7 separate regions of the Homo sapiens genome follow, and regions 1, 2, 3, 4, 5 and 7 are each linked to region 6. A link is a contact called in ENCODE Hi-C or POLR2A ChIA-PET data. All regions are on one chromosome and are shown on one strand. Each heading gives the region's core, a stretch centred on a gene start or an enhancer-like site at or near the end of the contact. The rest is flanking DNA. Distances are from core to core; before and after follow the strand shown.

The links. A loop is a pair of places that touch in the nucleus more often than their neighbours do. ChIA-PET counts read pairs that join two places held with the same protein, here RNA polymerase II (POLR2A). Pooled maps may share reads with other maps.
Region 1: a map of ascending aorta shows a loop between it and region 6 (4-fold over the local background). The contact joins the promoter of DYNC1H1 here to the promoter of EIF5-DT in region 6. A Hi-C loop is called at or near these places in 1 of 168 maps with a recorded cell type or tissue (ascending aorta) and 9 of 50 pooled maps. POLR2A ChIA-PET finds 5 or more read pairs at or near these places in 1 of 52 experiments (activated CD4-positive, alpha-beta T cell).
Region 2: a loop to region 6 is called in a pooled map, with 23 times the contacts of the local background. The contact joins the promoter of PPP2R5C here to the promoter of EIF5-DT in region 6. A Hi-C loop is called at or near these places in 1 of 37 single-sample maps with no recorded cell type and 9 of 50 pooled maps. POLR2A ChIA-PET finds 5 or more read pairs at or near these places in 1 of 52 experiments (activated CD4-positive, alpha-beta T cell).
Region 3: a map of CD8-positive, alpha-beta T cell shows a loop between it and region 6 (13-fold over the local background). The contact joins the enhancer-like site here to the promoter of EIF5-DT in region 6. A Hi-C loop is called at or near these places in 2 of 168 maps with a recorded cell type or tissue (CD8-positive, alpha-beta T cell and naive thymus-derived CD4-positive, alpha-beta T cell) and 12 of 50 pooled maps. POLR2A ChIA-PET finds 5 or more read pairs at or near these places in 3 of 52 experiments (CD4-positive, alpha-beta T cell and activated CD4-positive, alpha-beta T cell).
Region 4: a map of naive thymus-derived CD4-positive, alpha-beta T cell shows a loop between it and region 6 (26-fold over the local background). The contact joins the promoter of SIVA1 here to the promoter of EIF5-DT in region 6. A Hi-C loop is called at or near these places in 1 of 168 maps with a recorded cell type or tissue (naive thymus-derived CD4-positive, alpha-beta T cell) and 10 of 50 pooled maps. POLR2A ChIA-PET finds 5 or more read pairs at or near these places in 1 of 52 experiments (CD8-positive, alpha-beta T cell).
Region 5: a pooled map shows a loop between it and region 6 (9-fold over the local background). The contact joins the enhancer-like site here to the promoter of EIF5-DT in region 6. A Hi-C loop is called at or near these places in 8 of 50 pooled maps. POLR2A ChIA-PET finds 5 or more read pairs at or near these places in 3 of 52 experiments (CD4-positive, alpha-beta T cell, CD8-positive, alpha-beta memory T cell and GM12878).
Region 7: a loop to region 6 is called in a map of CD8-positive, alpha-beta T cell, with 9 times the contacts of the local background. The contact joins the promoter of WDR20 here to the promoter of EIF5-DT in region 6. A Hi-C loop is called at or near these places in 2 of 168 maps with a recorded cell type or tissue (both CD8-positive, alpha-beta T cell), 1 of 37 single-sample maps with no recorded cell type and 12 of 50 pooled maps. POLR2A ChIA-PET finds 5 or more read pairs at or near these places in 2 of 52 experiments (activated B cell and activated T-cell).

What each region holds. Positions count from the first base shown.
Region 1 is chr14:101,963,271-101,966,935 of GRCh38, reverse strand. It overlaps DYNC1H1 (dynein cytoplasmic 1 heavy chain 1), which reads right to left and starts at 2,363. Exons shown (of 78, transcript NM_001376.5): 1 at 1,989-2,363. The coding sequence starts at 2,244. RefSeq lists silencers at 1,671-1,880, 2,371-2,530 and enhancers at 1,406-2,015, 2,016-2,626, 2,671-2,810.
Region 2 is chr14:101,759,753-101,763,520 of GRCh38, reverse strand. PPP2R5C (protein phosphatase 2 regulatory subunit B'gamma) reads right to left here and starts at 1,812. Exons shown (of 16, transcript NM_001352913.2): 1 at 1,601-1,812; 2 at 551-616. The coding sequence starts at 1,627. RefSeq lists silencers at 1,177-1,246, 1,297-1,516, 1,657-1,896, 1,907-2,066, 2,527-2,576 and 2 more.
Region 3 is chr14:101,946,655-101,950,166 of GRCh38, reverse strand. No RefSeq gene overlaps it. Among named protein-coding and RNA genes, the nearest start is that of DYNC1H1, 16 kb to the left of the region's middle. RefSeq lists enhancers at 1,592-1,781, 2,082-2,201, 1,906-2,567. Within about 2 kb of position 2,011, at least 33 of the 41 ENCODE cell types and tissues checked have a DNase peak (open chromatin) inside an H3K27ac peak, as active enhancers do; they include CD4-positive, alpha-beta T cell and CD8-positive, alpha-beta T cell, where a contact is called at or near this core.
Region 4 is chr14:104,750,513-104,754,450 of GRCh38, reverse strand. SIVA1 (SIVA1 apoptosis inducing factor) reads right to left here and starts at 1,304. Exons shown (of 4, transcript NM_006427.4): 1 at 1,132-1,304. The coding sequence starts at 1,249. All of the region lies in intron 2 of LOC107987209 (a long non-coding RNA gene), which reads left to right. RefSeq lists enhancers at 1,209-1,278, 1,289-1,338, 984-1,485, 2,189-2,278 and a silencer at 1,439-1,808.
Region 5 is chr14:101,817,337-101,820,974 of GRCh38, reverse strand. The region is part of intron 3 of PPP2R5C (protein phosphatase 2 regulatory subunit B'gamma); the gene reads right to left. Among named protein-coding and RNA genes, the nearest start is that of PPP2R5C, 57 kb to the right of the region's middle. RefSeq lists an enhancer at 192-451. Within about 2 kb of position 1,259, at least 10 of the 41 ENCODE cell types and tissues checked have a DNase peak (open chromatin) inside an H3K27ac peak, as active enhancers do; they include CD4-positive, alpha-beta T cell and GM12878, where a contact is called at or near this core.
Region 6 is chr14:103,332,415-103,335,932 of GRCh38, reverse strand. EIF5-DT (EIF5 divergent transcript) reads left to right here and starts at 1,273. Exons shown (of 1, transcript NR_158216.2): 1 at 1,273-3,518. It overlaps EIF5 (eukaryotic translation initiation factor 5), which reads right to left and starts at 1,696. Exons shown (of 12, transcript NM_001969.5): 1 at 1,673-1,696; 2 at 1,336-1,544; 3 at 1-280. The coding sequence starts at 72. RefSeq lists silencers at 841-1,080, 1,191-1,240, 1,381-1,800 and an enhancer at 2,121-2,240.
Region 7 is chr14:102,137,915-102,141,514 of GRCh38, reverse strand. WDR20 (WD repeat domain 20) reads right to left here and starts at 1,618. Exons shown (of 3, transcript NM_144574.4): 1 at 1,343-1,618. The coding sequence starts at 1,591. It also overlaps a transcript of HSP90AA1 not described here. RefSeq lists enhancers at 1,363-1,522, 1,533-1,582 and a silencer at 2,183-2,378.

The sequences.
Region 1 (3,665 bases), core at 1,114-3,613, 1.4 Mb after region 6:
GATTTGGATACCTGCATATTTGTTTTGCTGAAAGAAAAAAAGGTACTCATAAGACAACAGAGAGAATTTGTAGTAGATATTGTACTACATAAACATAGTCCCCCCACCCCAATAATTTTAGCAACGTCCAATTTTAAGATGCCTGGAAAAAGCGAATTACTGGTGATCACTCTAGAAGCAAAGTATAAAACTTAAATTTTTTTTCATAAAAAGAGTGACACAAGGTAAAAAAAATAAAATCACTGATTCTAATACATAAACTATGCAATAAAAATATCAAGGATTAGCAATGGTCAAGCTACTCAAAATACAATTAACTTTAAAAATGCAGATTAAAATGTATTTTAATAAAATGACGAATATGCATTGAAAAATGACCACAAAGACATAAACCAAAAATGCTGACAGTGATTATATCTGGGTCAAACAATTCCCAGTGATTTTTACTTTAGCTGTATAGTACATTTTCTACAATGACTATATGTTTTTTGGAAAAAAAAAAGAGTAGATAAATTTTTTTTTTTTAACTTTTGTGGCTTCCACTTAGGAATACATAATCCCAAACATCACAGTAAACAACCCTCAAAAACATTAATACTCTAAATATGCTCAAATGGTTTATTTGCCTTGAACATTCCACGTGGATATAAGAAAAAAATATTCTTTTACACCCTGCTAATCTCTGGCAGGAAACCAAGGCTACAGGGAAGCATCTTCTGAGTAAGAATAGCCTTTGAAAGAAACAAACCATCAGAAACACAGTGTGTGTTAAGGATGGGGCAGACAGTACAGGGTCTCTCACTGAGAGAACCATACAGTTTTTTGAAATTTTAAGAAGCTTGTTGGCAAATATTTTTAGACAATCTCCAATCCCTAGAGGCTAACCTTGGACATCATCCTTAGGTTCTTAGATGGACACGCCACACCCAAAGTGGTTGTAATGGGCTACAAAGTGGTTGTAATGAATCCATGAGAAAGCCTGCCTGCAGGCAAGCCCCAGACTTAGATGAATGTAACCTTGCTGGTGGGCGATCATTATTTGAGGAGACAGCTGGAACACGCTAACTCTAGCCTCTTCCCCCTACTAGGTGCCTAACCTGAATCTTTTTTTTTTTTTTTAATCTGTAAAATTAGACTCAAATATTACAGGGTTATCATTAACATCATCGAAGCATTAAACAAATATGAGGTATGATCAGTGAAAACAAGCAGTGGATGGGGAGCTGAGACACTGAGTCTAGTCTCAGGACTAAGATTAGCTGGTGACCTTGGGTGAAATCACTTAACCTGAGCCTCAGTTTCCTCAGGTGTAAAATCAGGATACACCCGTTCAGCAAGGATGCTGTGAGAGCATCCACCTACAACAGTGATGCTCGCAGGCCCGGGGCTGGCACCGTCGCTCTGTGGGCCTCGGCCTCTGGGTCCCCACAAGGCAGGGCTGGGACACCCGCCCGACCTCCTCCCGAACCAGAACCCCGGCTGCCCCCAGCTCCGCGGGTCTGCCCCCGACACATCCCTCCCGAAGGCCACTTGGCTTGGACACAAATCGAAACCGAAAAGCTCATGTGACACTGGAGGCAGGGATGCGGCCTCGCCCGCTCTCAGCCCAGGGAGACGCTGTCTCCACCCAACTCGGCCATCTTGAGAGGCCCGAGCAGACAAAGCGACCCCATTGTTTTGGGTGACGGCAGACGGGGACCCCTTTCCCCTCCCCGCGACCAGGAGCGGGGCGCCCTGGGGGCTCCGGGCCGGGCAGTGGGTGTGGCGAGGGCGAGCCCCGGGCGCCGCGCCGGCCTCTGCGGGGCGTCTGCGGCCCTGGGGACCCGGCCGGCGGGACGTCTGCGGCCGCCGGGCTCTGCCCATCCAGGGGTCATCTGCAGCTGCCGGGCTCCTCCCATCCCGGGGACATCTGCGACCCCGGAGGACCTGGCAGGCCCTGCATTCCGCGAGGCCTGGCTCTGGCGACCCTGCCCTCCGCGGCCCCGCACCTTTGAGCGTGGAGCGCTCCACCAGCACCGTGTGGACCTGCGGGTCCGAAAGGAACTTGCGCATCTGCTCCAGGGCGCTCTTCTCCTCCAGCGCCGCCTCCAGCGCGGCCGGCGCCTCGCCGCCGTCCTCCAGCAGCAGCGGCACCAGCTTGCGCAGGTGCTTCTGCAGCACCGACACGTCCGCCACATTCTGCACGGCCGACACTTCCAATCCGGCCGAGCCGTCCTCGCCGCCGCCGCCCCCGGGCTCCGACATGGTGTCGCGCTCGGGACCTTCCAGGAGCGATGAGAAGGCGGCCGCGACTCAGCGAGACAGCCAGCAAGAGACAGAAACGGCCGCCGGAAGCCGGACCGTCCGCTAGCCCACCGCAGACTGAGGAGAGCGGGAGCCGGCTCCGCCCTAAAGGCAGCCACTGCCAGGTGGCCCCGCCCCGCCCCGCCGGCCGCAGCCGCCGCAGCCACCCGCGCTCGCTCGCGGCCTTAGCGTCACGGCGCCGCGCGTGCGCGGGGGGCGGGCCCGGCGATGTCGCCGCGCGCCCTTCTGGGACTTGTAGTCTCGGCGCTGGTCGGGGCCCGCAGCCTCCGCACTGCGAGTCCTAGGAGATGGGGACTTGGCTCAACGTCCTGGCTCGGCGCCCGGGCTTGGCGAGGTTGGTCAGGGGCTGCGTCTGTCTTCTTCACTGCTGTGGACGCAGCGAATAGCACACAGCCAGAGAAACTTTATAGTGAATCAGTGATGTTATTGGCGAGAGCTAACGTTTAGTGAGCGCTTAGCCTGTGCCCGGCGTTGTTCTAAGCCCCTTAACCTCTCATTAAATGTTCTCTCATTGAATGAATGAATGACTACGTATCAGGTACCAAAATATAGGCACGACAGATGTGTTATTAGATATAGACCGGGAGATTGAGGATACTTTTCAGAGGGGGAGGAGATGAGGGGCGTGCTCAGAGAGTCCCATTGCCAGGCTGGAAACGGACAGCTGGGGAGGGGGCCTTCGGGGCAGTGTAAGGTTAAGCCAGGAATGACACCTTCACTGTACGTAAAGCCAAGCTGTGATGGGATCTGGTTCCTAATGACAAAAATCATTGTCCCCGAGGACGCTGTGAGGACCAAGAGGGAGACCTACTGAGAACAGCTACCTCCAGCAATGGCTCTCCTCCAGCCCCCTAGAGCTGGCACTGTCATTCTGTGGGCCTCAGTATCTGGGTCCGTACAAGGCAGGGGCTGGGTTGCCTGCCCACCAAGTTTCCCCCTAGTTCGGACCCACCACGACCTCCTCCCCTACACCATGACTACATAAGAGCCAGAATCCAGGCTGCCCAGCTGGGTGCGGTGGCTCACACCTGTAATCCTAGCATTTTGAGAGGCTGAGATGGGAGGATTGCTTGAGGCCAGAAGTTCCAAGACCAGCCTGGTCAACCTAGCGAGACCCTATATCTATGTGTATTTAAAAATTAAGAATTTTGTAAAATAATAAAAATAATAGAATCCAGGCTGCCCATCTTTGTAGTTTAGAGATGGTAGGTTCTTCTAAGGGGTAGTAATTGGCCTTTGAAAGTTCACATTCATAACTTCTTTCTTAAGTTGGGTGGAGAGAGGGAAGCCAATGGCGTTTTTTTTTTTTTTGGTTTTTTTGTTTTTTTTAAACATCAAAGTGCACTGTCAGAGTGCCGAGT
Region 2 (3,768 bases), core at 563-3,062, 1.6 Mb after region 6:
ATCCCAGCTACTCAGGAGGCTGAGGCAGGAGAATTGCTTGAACTCGGGAGGCAGAGGTTGCAGTGAGCCAAGATCGCGCCACTGCACTCCAGCCTGGGTGACAGAGTGAGACTCTATTAAAAAAAAAAAAAAATTTGTTGGGTGTGGTGGCATGTTCCTGTGGTCCCAGCTACTTGGGAGGCTGAGGTAAGAGGATCACTTGAGCCTGGGCGGCAAGGGGTAGCAGTGAGCAGAGATTGCGCCACTGCACTCCAGCCTGCGTGACAAAGTGAGACCCCGTCTCAAAAAAATAAAAAACAAAAAAAACCCCAAAAGACCCACAAACAAACCCCATAGGCAAGCACAATTTTCATAAAATCATTAATAGTTTTCCAAAGCAAAACAGTAAATACCTAAACAACTAAAATTGAGGGTTATAAAAGACACCACAAAAAAAAAACCTCACATAGGGAAACATTTTAGAAGATTCTAGGCTTTATCACTCTCGGTTTTTCTACCTGAAGTTAAAAGCTGTGTATAAAATACAAAGTCAATATTTGATGACAGTTACCTCTGATTCTACTGTGTCTTGTCCTTCTTTTGAACTTTTTCCACTCTTCCCTGCTTTTGGTGATTCCTGGTAAACATCAAGCAAAGTCAATTAGTCTTCTCACTTTTTAGACAGGTAAACATCAGATAAGCCAAATGCAGTTTTAAAAGTGATTTATACAACTACAGCTTCTGATATTTTTAATTCATACCATTAGGAAATTCTATATCATACCGTTTAGGATTCCAACAGTGCAATGCCCCCCAACCCCCATTCAGATTCTTTTCGTTTTATCTGCATTTGAGGTTGAAAACTTCAAGCAGAAAACAGATAAATCCAATTTTATACAGTGCTTCTGGCATTTTGAGATCCACATCACATCCCTTTCTACCCTCCCACCCTAAACCCTATGAGTGAGGATTTCTGGGGTGATAATGAAACGCTACAGAGCTCCACCTGAAGCAGAAACATACCCGCCCCCCCGAATGCAAACGCAGCACCCTTGCTCGCAGCCCTCACCGCCGCCGCCACCCAGGATAATAATAGTGTTCGAGAGCCCCAGAGCGTCCCTCCGGGGCGGCAGAGAATTCCTTACCAGCTCTCAGCGGGGTCCCTTCTCGCTCCCTTTCCCCCGTACAGGGGTCCCTCCCCAGGCGTCTACAGCCCCCATCCCTGAAGCTCCTTTCCGGGAGCCTGCGAGGCTGCGAACCCCCTCGGCGGCCGCACCTGCCCGCCCAAGCCCACGGCGCGCTGTCGGAAACGGGCGCCCCTCCGACCCCCTCCCCGGGCCGCGCCCTCCCTCCACGCCCAGCCCCGGCCCATCACGAAGGTCCCAGCGGCCCGGGCCTGCGCCCCGCGGCTCCGGCGCGATCCCCGGGCTCCCCGCCCCCACCGGGCATGAGGCCGAGAGAAGCCCGGGGATGCCTGGCTCGGCCGCCCTCGGGGACGCGAAGCCCGCGGCGTCAGGCGGGGAACTGAGCCGGGGCCCGGGCGCAGGACCCCGGTGCCGTCGCGCCCTCCCCCGGCAGTCCCTCCCTGCTCCCTCCGTCCCGCGGCCGGGCCCGGACTCACTTTCTCCTTCTTGTTTTTATTCGGCATGGCTGGAGCGGGCCGCCGCCGCCGCCGCCGCCCCTGCCGCCGCCTGCCCCCGCAGCAGCAGCGCCCCCGCCCCGGCCGTCGCGCCCCCGCGGCCGCCGCCGCCGCCGCCGCCCGGGGACTGAGTCTTTCGCTTGCTCTCGCTTCCCCTTTTCCAGACTCCCAGAGGCTGCGGCAGCCACGGCGGCGGCGGCGGCGGCGGCGGCGGCAGCGGCGGCGTCTCTCCGCCCCTCCCCCGGCCGGCCCGCCCCGCCCCTCTCCTCCCACCCCCCGGCCGGCCGCCCCGCCCCGCCCGCCGCTCGCCCCACCCCCGCGCCCGGCCCCGCCCCGCTGCACTCAACAGCGCCCTGCCATTGGTCGACGCGCCCCCACGTACCCTAACGCTCCCCGCTCCCCCCACCCTCTCCGCGCGACCCGTTCACGCCCCCGCCCTCCGTCCCGAGTCGCTGCGAGCCGGCCTCAGGCAGGCCGCGGCCTCCTGGCGCGGGGCTGACCGCTGAGCAGAGCTGAGCCGACTCAGGGGAGGGAGCATGTGGCTGCGACTGCGGTGACAGGGCCGTGGCCCGCTGTGGAGGCGCAAGACAGAGCGTGAGACGTAGGAAATGCACATTTGAAATGTATGGCAACAACTTCTGCAGCCGGCGAAACGCGAACCGTGGCCTCTTGGCCTTGCCCCCTCACCGCCGCGGCTCTCGTTGCAGTCAAGAGTGCCTGGCACGCTTTGCACTGAGGCGCACGGGGAGGCCCGGGAACCGAGCGAGCGGCAGTTTCGCGGGACACCGCTGGGCCCCGCCTCCCCTCCCTTCCCTCCCCTCCCCTTCCCTCCTCTCCCTCCACTCCCCTCCCCTCCGTCCCCTCCCCTCGACCACCCCGTCCCCTGCCCTCCCCTTCTCTCGACCAGCCCGTCCCCTGCCCTCCCCTCCCCTCCCCTCGACCAGCCCGTCCCCTCCCCTCCTCTTCCCTCGGCCAGCCCCTCCCCTCGGCCAGCCCTTCCCCTCGACCAACCCCTCTCCTCGACCGGCCCCTCCCCTCGACCGGCCCCTCCCCTTGGCCGGGCCCTCCCCTTGACCGGCCCCTCCCCTCGACCGGCCCCTCCCCTCGGCCGGCCCCTTCCCTCGGCCAGCCCCTCCCCTCGACCAGCCCCTCCCCTCGACCAGCCCCTCCCCTCACCAGCTCAGCTTTCCGCAGCTCCTCCCGCGAGGTCCCGCCCATCCGACAGCCCGCCCCTCCCTGGTTGGTCCCGCCCTCCGCAGTTTCTCCCGCAAGGTCCCGCCTACCCGACAGTCCCGTCCTTTCCTGGTTGGTCCCGCCCTCCGCAGCTTTTGCCGCGAGGTCCCACCCACCCGACAGCCCCGCCCCTCTCCAGTCGGCCCCGCCCTCCGCAGCTCCTTCCGCGAGGTCACGCCCACATGCGCAGCCCCTCTCCTCCGGCGTCGGCCCCGCCCACCGAGGCGAGGCCTCAAAGACTTGGTGGCCGCTGCGCCAATAGGATTTTATTTTTATTCTTTAATTTGGCTTGATCATAAATGGTGAGGAAACCTCTGCATGACTGGGAGTCACCTGATTTCTCTCAGCTTGTTAATAGCTGTGAGGAGAGGGTGTCCAAGGGAAAAACGTTAACTTTTCAATACAATACTTCCGCGGTCCACCTCGTGCCCAAAACTATTGAAGACGCTAAGGACAGGCGTCCCAGATTGCAGAAATGCATTAGGTAGTAAGACTCTAGGAGCGTACGGATTTCACGTGCGAGAGGCATTGGTGCTTCACCTGTGATGATGAAGGAGCTGCATCTTAACTGGCAGCTTAAAAATCATCGCGTTCTCTTAGCCCCCGGAGTTTTGTTCTTGGAAGTTTCCAGGCAAAGCATTTTCCATTATTCTCAGCAGTTCTGCAATGAGAAAGCTGAAAGACGGGGTAAGAAAAAAAAGATCTAAAGGGAGGAATGTTGTGGGAGGTCCAGAAAGTAAGTTCTGTCTGCGGGTATCTGAATGTCTGCCGGCTCTTAGACGAATATCTGTAGGTAAGCAGGACAGTCTCAACTATTTGTGCGGAATAAGTGGCTTTTTTATTAATAATTTAAGTGGGTTAATGGTGTCTCCAAAACAATTTTGAGGATAGAGCGATGCCCCTAGTTAACTTAATAA
Region 3 (3,512 bases), core at 762-3,261, 1.4 Mb after region 6:
TTATGCCACTGAGTCCTTTTTTTTTTTTTTTTTTGAGACGAAGTCTTGCTCTTGTCCCCCAGTCTGGAGTGCAATGGCACGATCTCGGCTCACTGTAACCTCCGCCTCCTGGGTTCAAATGATTCTCCTGCCTCAGCCTCCTGAGTAGCTGGGATTACAGGTGCGTACCACCATGCGCTGATAATTTTTTTTTTTTTTTGAGATGGAGTCTATGTCGCCCAGGCTGGAGTGCAGTGGCACGACGTCGGTTCACTGCAAGCTCCGCCTCCCGGGTTCACGCCATTCTCCTGCCTCAGCCTCCAGAGTAGCTGGGATCACAGGCGCCCGCCATGCCCGGCTAATTTTTTGTGTTTTTAGTAGAGGCGGGGTTTCACCATGTTAGCCAGGATGGTCTCGATCTCCTGACCTCGTGATCCGCCCGCCTCGGCCTCCCAAAGTGCTGGGATTACAGGCGTGAGCCACTGCGCCCGGCCGCCAGAGTCCTTTTGGTGGCCACGTATTACCTCTGACCATCACCTGCTGCTCAAACCCACACTCACGCCACTGCATGATCCCTTCCACCCCAGGGCCCTTGCACACGATGAGCCCCTGGCCTGCAATGCCCTTCCTTCACTTCCTTCATCGTCACCTTCTCAGTAAAGCCCTCCCTGCCTCTTTTGTAAATTTCTTCCCATCCTCTATACCCTTCCCACCTCTCTCCCCATCTTTAGCTTTTCCCTGTATCACTTATTCAACACAGCATAGATTTTGTTGAAGGCAGGGGTTTCTGCCTTCTGTTTAATGCTAGCTGCCCAGTGCCTAGAAAAGTGCCTGGCATCCAGTAGGTGTTCAATAGATATTTATAGAGTTAAATGCACTAAACTTAGGAGGCGGAAGTTGTTTTTTTTGGAGGCCTTTGCCCATTTCACTCCCTCCTTCCCGTTCCACCTTCTAGGTTTCTCATTCCCTCTGCTTCTTCTCTTTTGCTGGCTCTGGCCTGCAGCCCTCTTGCCCCTGGTGTAAAGGGCTCAAAACGCCAGACAGCTCTGCCGCCATGGGGAGGAGACCCTGACTGAGAAGCCAGGGCCCCGGCCTCCAGGGTCACCAGTACCTTGGGCAGGCCGGGGTGTCGCTGGGGCTTGGGTGACTCCACCAGGCATGGAGGGGGTGGGTACTCCCAGCTGGCTCGCCAACCTTCGCTTCTTGCCTCGCAAAGGCAACCTGGCGGAGGGTCTGTGGGTCAAGCAGAGTCCAGCTCTAGTTTCTCCCCTTCCAGGCTGTGCGCCCTCAGCCAGGCCTCTCCTCGCCTACAGGGCTCGCGGACACTTCTGACCCTCACTGAGGTCGTAAAGATTACAAGTCAGTGGTCCACAACGACTGGCGTCGGGCCCGCCGCATACCCACTATGTACGACTGGCCGCTAAGTCAGCCGAGGCCCTGGGGCTCCGCTCCACAACCCAGCCCACGGTCAGCTTTCCTGGGCTGCTCCGTCCCGCGAGGCCATCGCCCCATTCATATTCGGCAGGGCATTTCCACGCGTCCCGTCTCAGGCAAGCCCCAGAGCACCCTTTTTCGGGCAACACTGTGCCCACTTCACTGGAGAGGGAACTGAGGTCCACGTCATTGGGAGAGGAACACGTGACATATTGAGCTCTTTCCTCAGCAAGTGACCTAACCCGCCTTGCCCTCGGCCGTGAGCAGAGGGCCAGACCGGAAGTCCGCTAGCTCTGCTGTTCCGAGGCCCGCCAGTCTCCAAACCCCGGTCTTAGATCGAGGTCTCTGGCCGTTTCCCTCCGCAGCAAAACCCTTGTTCCAGGACTACACCAGACGGGTCACACGACCTAGATCGGCACGGTCACATGTCCCGCAGTCCGGTCATGTGCACCCTCGGACCAATCCCAGCGGCCAGGAAGGAGAGGCATTGTGATTGGCCCATGCCCTTCAGGGGGCGGGACTCCTGCTGAGGAGGGCCTTCCCCGTTCTCACCTCTGCGTTCCGCGTGAATCTCGCTCACTCGCGAGATTGGGCGTCTGACAGGTGCCCTTAGGTCCCACAATGCACAGGCCGGAGGCGGGGCGGTCCTGCATTGACGCAACCTCGCGCGCCGCTTGCGTCACCTCTCGGTGCCGCCCTTGAGATTGGGGCATTTCTCGCTGAGATCCTGCACTCGGCTCCAGGTATCCTGGAGGAAAGAACGAACTTCTCCTGGGCCCAGAAGTTTAGGTCCGCTGTCGTCCCCCGCCTGCCTCTAAGGCCCTCTCCTCGCGACAGCCTCTGAAACCATCGGCTCCTTCCTCATTTCTGTCACGGCCTGGCTTGCATTCCAAGCCAGGCACTCATTTCATGTTTATTGTTCCAGCTGGACTAGGGGTACTTAAACCGTGGTCCATGGCTGGGCTTCCGGGGCCGTGACCCCCTTAAATTATATGCAGTATGTAGCTTGTTGTGGGTGGCTTCTGTCACACTTAAATGCTGGGTGCCATCACAGGACTGGCAGGGCCCTACTGTGGTCGTCAGTGCGCTCTTTGTCAGCACAGAGCCTGACGCAAATGTCCAAAGGTGCTAATTAGACAGAGGCAAATATCCCAACTGTTGCCCTCTGCACACACCTCGGTCTACTCTTTTAAGACTACTTGCTGTTACCTGCACACACCTTTATTTATTTATTTATTTATTTATTTAATTTTTGAGACAGGGTCTCGCTCTGTCGCCCAGGCTGGAGTGCAGTGGCGCGATCTCGGCTCACGGGCTCAAGCGACCCTCCTGCCTCAGCCTCCCGAACAGCTGGGACTACAGGCCTGCGTCACCACGCCCGGCTAGTGGTTTTTTTCTTTTTTTTTTTTTCTTGAGACGGAGTCTTGCTCTGTCGCCCAGGCTGGAGTGCAGTGGCGCCATCTCGGCTTACTGCAACCTCCGCCTCCCAGGTTCAAGCGATTTTCCTGCCTCAGCCTCCCGAGTAGCTGGGATTATAGGCGCTCGCCACCACACCCGGCTAATTTTTGTATTTTTAGTAGAAACGGGGTTTCACCATGTTGGCCAGGCTGGTCTCGAACTCCTGACTGCCTCGGCCTCCTAAAAGTGCTGGGATTACAGGCGCGAGCCACTGCGCCCGGCCTAGTTTTTGTATTTTTTGTAGAGACGGGGTTTCGCCATGTTGCCCAGGGTGGTCTTGAATTCCTGAGCTCAAGTGATCCTCCCGCCTAGGCCTTCCAAAGTGCTGGGAGTACGTGAGCCACCGCTCCTGGCCCTGCACACAGCTTTTGATTGTACGCCTTCCTTCTGTCATCATGCTGTTCTCTCTGACCGAACAAATCTCTCTTCATCTTTCTATCAAACATCGATTGAGTTTGAGCGAGGGCGTGGAGGGGTTGAGCACAGTGCCAGGCACTGGAAGCACGTTGGTGAACAAGACAAGCCTGGGCAATGTTCCCACAGAGCTCACGATCTAGCGGGGGAGACAGGTTGGAGATAGGGGAGAGGCTGCGGGCGTCTCAGATCTGGCACCAGAGAGATCCTAGACTCCAGGATAAGCA
Region 4 (3,938 bases), core at 55-2,554, 1.4 Mb before region 6:
CTGAGAGGGCACACGATTGCGGTCCTGCCACAGTTCCCACGGCATCATTCCCCTTACCTCCCCATGGCCCAGAATAGCACTCGCTTTCACAGCCCTAGCACACTGGAGACACCGCACAGAGGAACCTCGGGAGGCAGAGTCTTTCCCTCATTCCCAAGGCACAAGCGGCACCAGGTAAATCACACACCCCGGGTCATCCTCTAACTGCTCTACAGGTGCAGACTTTGTGTCCCAATCACTAGGCAAGGTAAGCTCCACTTTTTACCTGCCCCAGGGTATTAATCACCCCAGTCAGAGTGATGATCAATAAGATCAACACGCCTGAAATCCACAGGAGAAAGCCAGAGAAGGCCTGGGAGCTCACTGCCCTCACATCCCACCCAGAACTGGACACTGCAGCCACACGGAGTCCTATTTCGCTCTCCTGCTGCCTGGCTTCTGCCTCGCCCTCTTCCTTCCCTTCCTCTGCCTGGCTAACTCCTACTCGCCCCCACAGGATTCCGCTCAGACTGTTCTTCCAAGAAGCCTTCCGTGCCATCCCTGCAGGTGCGCCTGCACAAACCTGTGCCTGCCCCGACCACCTGTGGCGACTCCTCCTGCTGGTCTCCCCAACTAGGCTGGGGAGCTCCCGGGAGACGGGGCACATCTGTCTTGCCTGCCTTTGGTCTCCCGAGAAAGCCGCCGTGCCTGGCAGGGCCGCGCGCTCCATGAATACCTCTTGGGACAGGAGGGGCACTCTTCGGGTTGACTCCATGCAGGACGCCCCGCTCCCCAACCTCTCCCAGGACATCCTGCACGGGACAGTCCTGAGAAAGCACCAGGCGGGTGCCGCTCACTGCAGGGCGGCGACTAACCGGGATCGTGGAAGAGGGCGCGGGGGCTAGGGGCAGGGACCCTTTTCTTTCAGGCTGTTGGACAGGGTGGGCGAACGCTGGGGTCCTCACATCCCCCTCACTGACCCCAGCCCTGGGCGTGGCCAGCTTGTGTCCCCGCGGCCTCCCAGCTTCCGGGAACGCGGGGCCAGAAAGCAGGGCCCTCCAGCCCCCCGCTCAGGCCTCAGAGGGGACGCTGAGGCCCGGCCCGTTCCAGGCCCCGACGCAGCGGACCCTCGGCAGCCCGCCCGACACTCACCGAAGACCTCCTGCGAGTAGCGCTCGGCGCACACGCCGCGGCTCAACTCCCTCTGGCTCACGCGGACCTTGAGCTGTAGCGGGGCCACGTCCGCGAAGGGGCAGCTCCGCTTGGGCATGGCCGCGGGGCCGGGAGCTACGCAGCTCCCCGGCCGCCAGCCCCTTACCAACGACGCCGTGACGTCACAGCTGCGCGCCCATCCGCGGGCGAGAGCGGGTTTGAGGAGAGGGAGCGACGCGGCGCGTCATAGGCTGCGGGCGAAGTGGGAGGCGGGACTCCTGCGCGGAGCGGCGCGGGATAGGCCGAGGGAGAGATCGGGGGTGGGACTCGTGCGTCGGTGTACTGGACTCGACGCCGCGGGAAAGGCCAGGGGCCAGGTTGAGGATCAGGGTGGGCGGGTCCGTGGGAGAGATTTGTGCGCGCGCCGCTCAGGATAGGCGGGAGGAGAGACTAGGGGCGGGGTTCCTATGCGGCGCGAAGCGACGAAGGGTGGGAGCCAGGTCGCGGCATTCGGCTGCGCGGGAAGAGCCAGGGGGCGGGGGCGAGGCCGAGGGTCAGGACGGTGCAACGAGGGCGGAGCTTGTGCATCGGGGGCGGGCCTCGTTTGAGGATCGGCGTGGGATAGGCCAGGGCGACGTCGGGGCGGGTCTAGTTTGAGGAGCGGCGCGGGATAGGCCAGGGCAAAGTCTGGGGCGGCTGGGTCGGTGGCGGGATTCCTGTCAGCTTTTGTTTGGTTCCTAAACGGTAGACACTGGTTATAGTTCCTCATTTACTTCTCCGAAGTTAAGAGGCAGCCCGCTTCTTCCTAGCTCTTTTTTCCCCTTTAGAGACAGGGTCTCGCTCTGTCACCCAGACTGAGTGCAGTGGCAGTCTCGGCTCACTGTAGCTTGCGCCTCCCGGGCTCAGGCGATCCTCCCTTCTCGGCCTCCCCGGTAGCTGGGACCGCAGGCGCGCGCCTCCGCGCCCCGCTTTTTGGTTTTGGGTAGGAACGGGGGTTTTTCTGTGTTGCCTCAGCTGGCTTAGCTCCTCACTGTGGCGGTCTCCGCCTTCCAGAAGTAAAGGCGTGTGGGGGCTGCGCTCTGAGGGCCGCGTGCGGCTGCCGAGCGCCCCCGGGCGGGGGTATGCGCCGCTGTGTGGAAAATGTTCTTGCACAGCGGGTTCGTCTGACTTGGTGTCCCCATGCCGCGAGGTGCACCCGCGTCGTCCCTTCTCCGGGGTTCTGCTCACCAGAGGCGGCTCTCCCCTGCCCCGGCGGGTACAGAACCGACCCGTCCTGTGGCGTGGGCTTCGCCCTGTGAGAGATGACAGCGTGCTGGCAGCCCTCGCTCGCTCTCGGCGCCCACTCTGGCCGCGCTCGAGGGGCCCTTCAGCCCGCCGCTGCACTGTGGGAGCCCCTCTCTGGGCTGGCCGCGGCCGGAGCCGGCTCCCTCAGCTTGCAGGGAGGTGTGGAGGGAGAGGTGCGGGCGGGAACCCGGGCTGCACGTGGCGCTTGCGGGTCAGCGTGAGTTCCGGGTGGGCGTGGGCTCGGCGGGCCCCGCAATCGGAGCCACCGGCCCCAGGCAGTGAGGAGCTTAGCACCCGGGCCAGCAGCTGCGGAGGATGCGCCGGGTCCCCCACCAGTGCCGGCCCGCCGGCGCTGCGCTCGAATTCTCACCGGGCCTCAGCTGCCTCCCCGCGAGGCAGGGCTCAGGACCTGCAGCCCGCCATGCCTGAGTCTCCCCCCTGCCGTGGGCTCTTGCGCGGCCCCCTGCTCCGCGGCACCCGGTCCCATCGACCGCCCAAGGGCTGAGGAGTGCGGGCGCACGGCGCGGGACTGGCGGGCAGCTCCACCTGCAGCCCCGGTGTGGGATCCACTAGGTGAAGCCAGCTGGGCTCCTGAGTCTAGCGGCGACTTGGAGAACCTTTATGTCAAGCTAAGGGATTGTAAATACACCAATCAGCACTGTGTTTAGCTCAAGGTTTGTAAACTCACCAATCGGTACCCTGTGTCTAGCTCAAGGTTTGTAGATGCACCCATGGGCACTCTGTATCCAGCTAATCTGGTGGGGATTTGGAGAACCTTTATGTCTAGCTGTGGGATTGTGGACGCACCAGTCAGCACTCTGTGTTTAGCTCAAGGTTTGTAAATGTACCAATCAGCACTCTGTATCTAGCTAATCTGGTGGGGACTTGGAGAACCTTTATGTCTAGCTAAGGGACTGTAAATACACCAATCAGCACTCTGTGTCTAGCTCAAGGTTTGTAAAGACACCAATCAGCACCCTGTATCTAGCTCAAGGTTTGTAAATGCACCAATCAGTGCTCTGTGGGGACTTGGAGAACTTCTGTGTCTAGCTCAGGGATTGTAAACACACCAATCAGCGCCCTGTCAAGACGGACCAATCAGCTTTCTGTAAAACAGACCAGCCCTCTGTAAAATGGACCAATCAGCAGGATATGGGTGGGGCCAGATAAGGGAATAAAAGCAGGCCGCCCGAGCAGGCAGTGGGAACGTGTTGGTGTTCTGCCACATGTTTGGGGCTTTGCTCTTTCACTCTTTGGGTCCACACTTTTTATGAGCTGTAACACTCACTGGGAAGGTGTGTAGCTTCACTTCTGAGGCCAGCAAAGCCACAAACCCACCGGGAGGAATGAACAGCTCCAGACACACTGCCTTAAGAGCTGTAACACTCCTTGTGAAGGTCTGCAGCTCCACTCCTGAAGCCAGCAAGACCGTGAGTCTGCCAGAAGGAACAAACTCCAAACACGTCCAAACATCAGAAGGAACAAACTGCAGACATAACAATTTTAAGAACTGTAACAGTCAA
Region 5 (3,638 bases), core at 10-2,509, 1.5 Mb after region 6:
GTCAAGACCTATTTACATTCTTAGAAAGTATGGAGAACCCTAAAGAGCTTTGATTATGGGGGTTATATCCATTGATACTGACCATACTTGAAAATTTTAAAAATATTTACTTATTCATTAAATTAGCAATAGGTTCACTTCATGTTAAGTAATATTTTATGAAAATAACCTTATTTTCAAAAAGAAACCAGCGAGAAAATGGCCATGTTGTACATTTTTGCATGTATCTTCAATACTCAACAGAAGACAGGCGGATCTGCCGACATGCTTCTGTGTTCAACTTGCTGTGATATGCTATTCTGGTTCAAGTATATGTAAAGAAACACCCCAGGCTCAGACAGACACGTCTGGTGGGAAAAGGGAGGTTTCAATGCTTCTCAAAAAATTGCCGATGTTCTTCTTTGCCTATGCTAAAATTCAACAAGTGATAGTTCCTTAAAGATTAGTTGCAATGAGGAATCTGAAACCATGTTGATGAACCTGTCAGTTACATGAACACCCGGCAGTGTGTCTTACACTTTGGTGGCTCTTCACCCACGCTTGTTTGTAGCATCGTTCGTTGGTCACTGAGAACACACTGCTGCATGTGGTGTGTGACCTTCCACCGTATACATCAAGAAACCCCACTTGCTAATGTCACCACCCCTCTCAGCAGAAGAGTCTGTGGCACTGGGAGCTGCCACATTTACACTGGCAGATAAAAGTTCTCCAAAGTTCAAATTTTTCTTGAAAGCTCAAATTTTACCATGGGCCAAAAACAGTGTCGCAGTTGTTTTCCCCTCAATTGATAAGCTCACTTCATAGATTTTCTAGAAAATATCAGCCAAATATTTAAGTCTTAATATCCACAGTTTGTCTGCTTTTTGTTCTGTCAAGTAAAAATGATTTTACATTACTATTCTCATAATTTAAAGTTCCTGGAAAAAGTGGCTATTTTGGCTCATAACTCACACATCACATGGGCGCTTTTCTTCGAGACGGCCATCACACTCCAGCATGCTAGAACGGCTTCATGTGAACTCTGCATTTCGTCACGCAAAATTAAAAAGGAGGCTGGGTGCGGTGGCTCACGCCTCTAATCCCAGCACTCTGGGAGGCCAAAGCAGGAGGATCATTTGAGCCCAGGGGTTTGAGACCAGCCTGAGCAACCCAGTGAGACCCCAGCTCTACCAAAACAACAACAACAAAAAACCACGCTGGGTGTGGTGGTGCTTGCCTGTAGTCCCAGCTACACAGGATGCTGCGGTGGGCGGAATGCTCGAGCTGGGGAGGTTGAGGCTGCAGTGAGCTGTGATTGCGCCATTGCACTCCAGCCTGAGCAACCAAAAAACCAAACAAAAACAAACCCAAACAAAAACAAAACTAAAAACAAACCCAAACAAAAACAAAACTAAAAACAAACCCAAACAAAAACAAAATTAAAAAGGTATACAAAAGAGTTGAGACTTAAAAAACCAGTAACTTCATGCTTTATCGAGGACATTCTTGGGTCAGACTGGTGTGTTGCTAGCTGAACACCGCTGTCCTGCTCGATGAAAGAAAGGCGCCATATTCCTCACCATTGCCTTTGCACCACCAGGGCAAACGTCCACACAGTGAGAGGTAAATTAGATCTTGGTAATCTTATGAGGCAGTGACGGCCTTGCAAACCCCCTGGAAAGCAGCTCTGTGACCCCAGGGGCCACAGGCTGCCCAGGGTGAACACTGCTCCATGCAAAGGCTTCAGAGTTCCAAGAGAGCGATTATCAAGTGCTACCCCCCTTTGAGAAGTCTGACCAATTACATAAAGCTGGGAAAAAAACCAAAACCGACAACCCATTCCTAATTATACATGTACAGAAACTGTCTACAAATGTAAACACACATATACAGACACCCTCACCACCCACCTCTTCCTTGAAGCCCACCAAAAATAAGAACCAGCAACTCAGGAAGAAGTGGAGGTGGTACTTTAGGGCTTGAGGGTTCTTCAGGACTTGTTCCCTAGAGTGAAACATAACTTTTTCATAAGTTATAAGTTAAAATACCATAATTAGAACACATTGCTCATGAGTAACACAACCAGCAGACAAAAATCCATGTGTATTATAACGAGGTCACATACATCGATGACAAACTGAAAAAACCTAATCACTGTTAACAGCTCAAATTCTACTGAAAACACCAAAATATCAACATTTAAAAACAATAAGATATAAGGTTATAGTTGGGACCCCACTTATTTCAAATATTATTTAATTAAAGCAACATCTGCATTTAAAAACAACTAAAGGGAAATGACACGGAAAGCCACCCTATTTGAGATTAACCACAGATATTGCTCACTTTTTTTTTTTTTTTTGAGACAGAGTCTCACTCTGCTGCCCAGGCTGGTGTGCAGTGGCGTGATCTCGGCTCACTGCAACCTCCGTCTCCAGGTTTAAGTGATTCTCCTGCCTCAACCTCCCTAGTAGCTGGGATTACAGGCACCCGCCACCACGCTGGCTAATTTTTGTATTTTTAGTAGAGATGGGGTTTCACCATGTTGGCCAGGCTGGTCTTGAACTCCTGACCTCAGGTGATCTGCCCACCTTGGCCTCCCAAAGTGCTGGTATTACAGGTGTGAGGCACTGCGCCTGTAATACCAACTTTTAAAGATGAAATTTCTTATGAATGTGATACTAAAACTCTCTTCTTCAAAAGAGTTAAAGATGAGGAGGGGAGATGTATATAAATGCCAATTTCTTATTTTACTCTAGACTTCACGGACTGGAGCACGGGAACAGAAAGACTGAATAGGGAGCATTAAGTATACTCTGAACTGAGGCCGTGGACATGTGCTTAGGACCATCTTAGCAGGTAACTATACACAATCTATAAGCAGAGCATAGTGCAAACTCCAGAGGTACTGATGATACTAATTTCTTCCAAATGGTGAAATGCCAAGCAAACTGCAAGAGATGAAAAGGCTGGGTAAAAGAGAGAGAGAGAGACAGATGAGCTTTGAGATGAACAAATACAGATAATACAGCTGGAGAAAAAGAAAACAGATTATGGCTAAGTGGCGGGGCCCTAGAGTACCATACGTGACCTACGAAAGAGACAACCACAGACACCATGAGCACTGAGTCTCACGACACTCCAGGCGCCATTTTAAGTTCTTTATGTGCATTCACTTAACTTTCAAAAAACCCCAAAGAGGTAGGTTGTATTATTATTCCCATTTCACGTTCCATTTCTAGAAACAGAGAGTGAGTCACATGCCCTAGACAGTTCAGCTTGCCTGGGGTGGGCGGGGTGGGGGATGGGGGGTGATCTGACCCTGGCGTGTGGCTCCAGGTCCTACCCTCAGCCACCAAACACCCTGCCTCTTAAAGTGCGGAGGAAACTTTGGTTTTATCTTATCTTCTAGTGTGGCTCAAAGGCAGTTACACTCCAAAAGACCAATAAAAATGCCAATAAACATCAAAAACGGTTATGCACCCCAAAAACGCTGTTTTGTCAGATGGTGTGGCCGTCTGTGCAGCTACTGTGAGTTACAACCAGAGGACCAACACTGGCTGGCAAAGACTCAAATATGAAAGGCCACTGCTCATGGCTTAGGAAACAGTAGCTAAGTTATTACATTTTCTTTGTACATTTTTTCCAAAGCAGACCCT
Region 6 (3,518 bases), core at 24-2,523:
CTTGGCAATCAGACGGGGCATCTTGTAGCGATAGAACTGGTCTGACACGCTGCGGTTGACATTGACAGACATTTTGGCTTATTAGTGGCTTTATCAATAAGATGAAGAGATCTTTGATTGCAACTTTTTGGTATCTTCTGTCTGGAGAAGAAGGGATGACATAAACGACTGCAAGAGTTCTCGGTCTCTGACATGAAAAAATTTTCGCCACTGAGGCTGTAAGCTTCTTGCTTGTATGCTATGTTTCCCCAATACAGGTACCAATGGCTGCGCAACAGCTCTGAAAGAAAAAGGGAAAGAACACACAAAAATCCCCCCAGGTTTAACATCATCGCTGGATGGAAACGCCTCCTTTTTACATCCTAGTTATGCTTCTGCTTAACTCCACCTTAAAAAGCATCTGAGATCACATGCAAACAGCCATTCTCATGTAACACAGTACAATCTGCGGGAACATAAAAAGGCCTCCATTTCGACTAAGCTGTGACTGGTAGGGAAATGCCTGACAAGAAAACACAAGCTGTGCTGCCTCAGCCGCCGTGAGATTCCATCAGACCGAGGGCAATCAGCAGGTTTGCCTCTGCGGCCATCCTGGAAGTGCTGAAGAACGAACCCGAGCCCTCTCCGCCGCCCACCCCGCCTGGATAAGCAAACTTCTCAGGCACACCCCCGTTCGTCTTCATTTTTAAGGGCAACCTAGGGAACTGTTCTCTACAACTAATCGTTGCTTCGGCAACCATGGCTTACTTCAAAGCAGCACTTCCTTAAACGCAGCGCTCGCCCACAATTTGCCATTAAGCAAGAGAGCGCGAGCGAACGCCAGGCTCGCCCCGGCCTCCCTTTTCCTCGCTATTCAAATACTCGGTTAACCTTCGCCCTGGTCCCCATGGCTACCGCGCTCCGAGGCGTTTCCGCGGGGGCTGGCGAACCGGGCAGCTCCGCGAAGGAGGGGGGCGCGCGACCGGGGCGTCTGGCCCCATCCCCAGCGCGTCCCCCGAGAGCCGGCGGCCCCGGAGGGTGCACAGCCGGGAAGCGACACACGGCCGAGGGGTGCCGGGATCGGGCCGCCCCCGCCCCAGAGCGCGCGATGACTCACAAATGCAGCAGCTGAAGCCTGAGTCAGCCCGAGCGGCGGGCACGCGCGACGCGCTCCCGCCATGCCGGGGAGGGGGCGAGGCCGGGCCGGGGAGCGCGCGGGGAGGGGGCGGCCGGCGCCCGGGCCCGCGCCCGCCCGCCGTCCGCCCAAACTGCGCCACACGCCGCGGCGGGGTCACGCGGCGGCCGCCGCCATCTTGTGCGGCCGCCATCTCCTGGCCCGCCGCGCCCGCGACTCACCGTTTTCGTCAAATAAAGACATAAACCCAACGCTGCTCGCCCGGGACTGGGATGAAGTGAGGCGCGATATAAACCCGAGTCCGAGTCCGAGGAGGCGGAGGCGAAGCGCAGCGAGGAGCGGCCGGGCCAGGTGCCGCCGCCGAGCAGCGGGGAGGGGCTGTCCCAGCGACGTCCGCGGTCCACACCCGTCAGCGCCGGAGCTGGGCGACCTGGCGCGGAGAGACGGCGCCGTGAGCCGTGGGCGGTCGGGGAGTGCACCTTCCCCGCCAGCCAGCGGCCCGAGGGGTCGAGGGGGCGGGAAGCACCGGGCAGGGGGCCGCCCCTTCACCGGACTCACCTCTGGAATGTTCTCGCTCTGACTGAACAACGCCGCCGCCGCGCTCAAGCTACCCTCGGCCCCAGCGTCCGCCCCCCGCGTCAGGCCTCACTGCCCATTGGCTGGAGGCCTGCCACAGCTCGCTCGTCATTGGTTCGCTTGCGACGTCAATCGCATCTTTCCGCGCCCCTTCTGCTTCCTGAGGCTCAACTCGCGGCCTCGGCCCGCCTCCAGCCCCGGTCTCGCTTCCTTCCTCTCCCCTCCCCCCGCCTTTCCCAGAGGTCTTCGCGGCGCAGCCCTTGGGTCTCGCGAGACCCGGAGTGGCCCTGGTGGCGGGGCCGGGGTACCGGGGGCCGTTCTTTGTCGGTTTGGGCCTTGAGGGGGAGATGGTGGTTGGTCCCCTCCCTCGCCGGGTCTGGGACAGGCCGCGGCGTCATGGCGACTCCCGGGACGCAGGAGCCATCGTCCTCGAAACTGCTTTCGAGGCCGTGTTTTTGCGGCTGCCACCTTCGGGGAGAGGAACCCGACCGCGTTCTCCCCGCAGCGGGCGCTCATCTCCCTTTCCCGTTCTCCCGGGACGCCCGACTCCGGGCCTCGAGGAATGAGTTGTTTTTCCACCTTAAGCCCCAGGCCTGGGTCTTTCATCCCAGGGACGTCTTCTGTTTCGGACTCGGGGTGGATTGGCCGCTGGCGGAACGAGTCCGTGACTCGCCAGTGACCGCCCAGGGCGGTCGCGAGGCCGCGCCGCCTCGGTGTCGGCCCGCAACCCAGCCTGCGCGCTTAGCTCAGCGCGTCGCCTCCCGTTTTCGGAAGAGGAGGCCCTTAATTGGTTTGGAATCCTGGGGCCTCCTGAAGGCGCTTCGTGGTGGGTTCCCACCTTCTGGTGAAGGCCTCCCTGCTCTCCCAGGGTTGAAAAGCGCTATCCTTCGTGCTTCTCTTGTCACCTTTCTCCTAGTGGGCATCACGTCGAGTCCACCCCCTCTAGTTTATGACTTGTGAATTCTTTGATAAGCAAATCGTAGCCCAGAGCAGGCATTTATAATGAGATTCCAATGTATTCCGTTGAAAATTACTATTATTTAGGCCGGTCGCGGTGGCTCACGTCTGTAATCCCAGCACTTTGGGAGGCTGAGGTGGGCGGATCACCTGAGGTCGGGAATTTGAGACCAGCCTGGCCAATATGGTGGAACCCTGTCTCTACTAAAAATACAAAAAATTAGCTGGGCGTGGTGGCTCGCTTGTAATCCCAGCTACTCGGGAGGCTGAGGCAGGAGAATCCTTGAACCCGGGAGGCACAGGTTACAGTGAGCCGAGATCACACCACTGCACTCCAGCCTGGACAACAGAGCGAGACTGTCTCCAAAAAAAAAAAAAAAGAAAATTTTTATTATTTAGAGAGAGGCTCTCATATTTTAGTTCTGTTGAAACTCTCCCATTCTTTCTGAAACTTGGATTTTTTTTGTGAAAACTTGAGTCTTAAAAACACATCCATAGTTCACCCTGAAGTTTGAAGACCTCACTTGACTGATGGAGCGAGAGCCCCGCTAACCTGCACTCTGGTCTCTAAGGTGCAGTCATCGAGAAGTCCTGAGCGGCCGTGCAGGTTTCCCGATCTGGAAAAGAGAAATGTTGCTGAGGACAGGATGAGGTAGATAAGGGGCTGCCCTTTGTTTTGGACCAGTTGCATTTGCACTGAGGTTAGAATTGGCAGCTATGTTGATTTTTATATCAAAATCCAAGATCGTGCTTCCATAACTAAAAGCTTTATAAACAACTTAAAAATTGGCAGTGTTGGTAGGAAGAAATAAAGGCACAATCCAGAATTGAGAGGTGATTTGTGTCCTTTAGGGCAGGGACTTTTATAATC
Region 7 (3,600 bases), core at 369-2,868, 1.2 Mb after region 6:
GCAATTCCAAACGAGGAAAAAAAAAAGGTCAAGCGATTTACCCTTAATAACTTCCAACAGCATACCCTAAATACAGTGGTACACTTATTATCATAAAGACTAAGAAAAAAAGATTCACCCTGAATCAAAGAAACAACTTTGCTACATTTAGATACCACTGTCATTTCCCTAGCTCTTGTAACAAGCGAAAATCCTGTACTGGATCTGGCTATATTAAATCCTGAAGAATGTTCACTCTTCAATATGAACAATTTATTTTCATGCTAACATGCATTTACGACTTAATCTTTTATCACCTTGTCCTATTTGGAGGTGCTGTGGGATGCATTAATTTCCTCACTCTTCCATGACATCAAGTCAAAGACTACAATCTCAAAAATAAGCAATTCTCAGTGAAAACATAGTTACATAGCCAATGAAAGAAAAACTCTAATAAATGGCTGCTTTTAAAGAGATACTTTTAAAGGATGCTTACATGTTTCACAGAATTACCGGTAACTCGCCCGCCAAGAAGGATGGTCCCTTTAAAGCAGCTTTTAAAGCATATCACTCCCTGTTTGGGACACAGTCTGACTTGTTGGACAAGATTAATCTGGGCACTCTCACACAACCCCTCTGAACCAGCTTAGTTCACTGGAAACATCATTTCAACTGTAGTACTCAGCCCTTCGCATACTACAAGGGACAAGATGACTCTCCTTAACAATCTTTCAGAAGGTCCCCACGGCGGAGACAGTGACAGCCGTCCTCCCGCGGATGTTTTTGGAAATAGAAATGTTAACACCAGGAGAGGCTCCTAGGAAGTGTCAGTGCGGCAGCAGGTGGAGTAGCCCTGCGTGCCGAGCAGGTTCTTTCTGACCTAGTCTCAATGCTCCGCTTCCCGGCCCCGGTTCCGCCTTACAGAGATCTTGTTAAGCCGTCTTGCGTCCCTGTTCTCTAACCCAGGGCGAGACTTCCAACCCTCCAGGGAGGCGAGGCAATCGAAGCAGACAAGACGGCCACCTCACCTCTTCCGGGGACTCGCAGGCCCGCTCCCTGGCCATGTCAGAGCCTGATGGACCAGGCTGGAGGGGACGCAGCCGGCTCCCCCGGGAGCCTCCCAGCCAGAACCCCCGCGCCCCACGGTCCCTTTCCACTGCCCCCACCCCTTCGAAACGCCACCGCCACCACCCTCCTTACTCCTGAATCCCCTCTCCTCAGGAGTACCCCAGTGGAGTTACCGGCCCACTCAAAAGTAAGAGCGACGGCCACCCCTCTCGGTCACCCTGGCCCCACTGTCACCGCCCTGCTCCCGGCCTCTGCCTACGCCGCTGGCTGGCTCCGGTGACGCCCGGGTCGGTACCTTGCGGACCCCCTTGTAGATATAGAAGTACAGCTCCCGGCCCACATTGAAGCAGAGGCGGTCGCCGTTGCCAGACTGGTCGTTGAGGTTTACGAAGGAGACGCGGACAGGGTTGGATCCCTGCGAGTTGAAGGGCACCCGGTTGGGCCGGCTGTACTCCGAGTGCGGCAGCAGCTTGTACAGACCTTCCCGGGTGGTGAATTGGGTCTTAATCTCGTTCATCTCCTTCCCTCCTCCCTCCGTCGCCATCTTGGAAAGCAGCGTTCATCCTGCCCTAAGTGCCCGGATCACGCCCACCGCGCAGGCGCTGTTCCTGGTGCTCCCTCTTCCCCCACCCCCTGCCTCTTCCTTCTCGCCCCTCCCACCCGCGGGCCAGCCCTGCGAGGGCGGGCCAAAGGGAAGGGGTGGGCTTGTTTACGGCCCGACTGCGCAGGCGTGCTCACCTGGCGTGCTCCACCCGACTGGGCGTCCGCAGGCTCCTCCCCCGGGTGTGGCCTCCGGGCGGCATGGCTGCTTCCCAGGTGATGCCGGCTTCAGCTAGTGGGGTCTAGTTGACCGTTCCGCAGCCGCCAGGGCCAGCGGAAAGCCGGTCAGGGGGAACCGCGGCGGGGCTGGTGTCATGAGCCTGAGGTGAACTTGAGGGTGCCTCCTCAGCGGTCTCCCGCCCTGCCCTGAGGGGCGCCGGGACCCCAAAGAGCGGAGGAAGAGCGCCACCCCGACGGCCACCGCTTCGGAGCCAGCACGCGGGGTACCCTACGGGGAGCGCGGATGCCCCCGTGTTCGGGCGGGGACGGCTCCACCCCTCCTGGGCCCTCCCTTCGGGACAGGGACTGTCCCGCCCAGAGTGCTGAATACCCGCGCGACCGTCTGGATCCCCGCCCAGGAAGCCCCTCTGAAGCCTCCTCGCCGCCGTTTCTGAGAAGGTACCAAGGGACTCAAGATTTACGCTTCACTATGTTTTATTTCAGGCGGGGTAGGGGGAGAGAAGAATGTGGTACAGCATAGGTGTTCTCAAGCCAGATATCCTAATTCCTGCGTGTGATGAGCACTGGCGGCCTCCGCTTCTTAGCGGAGGTTTGTCCTCTCCAGCTGTTCAGAAACACGGGGCGGGGAAGCGCTTTGGGAACCGGGGACTGAATCTTTTTAGGATTCACTGATCTTGCTCAGTAGGTTACGAAGAGCTCTTAATAAAATTTAAGGTAATTGTTTTTTTTTCCAGAAGCCTCAGGTGGAGTCTGTGAGATTATTTACTAGTAGATCCATAGGGATAGTTGTATGCATGTAATGTACAGGGTCTAGATTTATAAGGACGGGCACACGTGTCAAAGTAAGATTCAACAATCACTATTTTATACCTGGGTTTCTTGGCATGTTACACCAGAATAAGAAAGCTTCTAAAGTGACAGAAACATTCTAATAGAATTCCAGGGAGGGGGGAAGCCAACATTTGTAACACCAAGAATGATCTATTCCTGGAAGTTCAGATTATATCTGGAGGGGCACAAAAGAAGTGAATGGAGAGAATTTCTAAAGTAGGAGGAGTGTAAATCATAAACATCTTCCGTATTAAAAAGCAAGTAGATACCAATAGAAACTGTGCCAATGATGTAGTAATACATTTGATAATAACATCTTTAGCCTTTGTAGTGTTGGAAAAAAAAAAGAAAAAAAAGCACTGAAGTACTTCTTAATTAATAGAGCCTGAAAAATACTTAAAATTTTTTCTTAGAATTGTTTTGATGTTATCCGACTTTCCCTAATCTTAAAACACCAGGGTATGTTCTGTCGTTACCATGGCTATATCCCAAACTCCATAACTGTGTTATTTTACATTGAAAACACGTATTTTACAATAATCAACTTGAAGGATAGTGGCATCTTGAATCATCTAAAAATAATTTATCTGTGTTTCCTAATTATCAAGAGGAAAAAAAGTATAATTTTTGGGGGGGGAAAAAAACCCAGCGAGCAAAAGTTAAAACAAAATTTTGTATTATTCTTCAATTAACCATAACATTGTATTTCCCATAATACCTATATAATTCAAGCATTCTATCAAGATTTTACCCTATATAAATTCAACATTTTATTATAATCACAGTAATAAACTGTTCACTTTGTCTCATGCATAGCCTTTGGTTTAGTTTTGTTTTTTTTTTCTTAGATGGAGTCTCGCTGTCGCCATGCTGGAGTGCAGTGGTGCAATCTTGGCTCACTGCAACCTCTGCCTCCCAGGTTCAAGCGATTCTCCTGCTTCA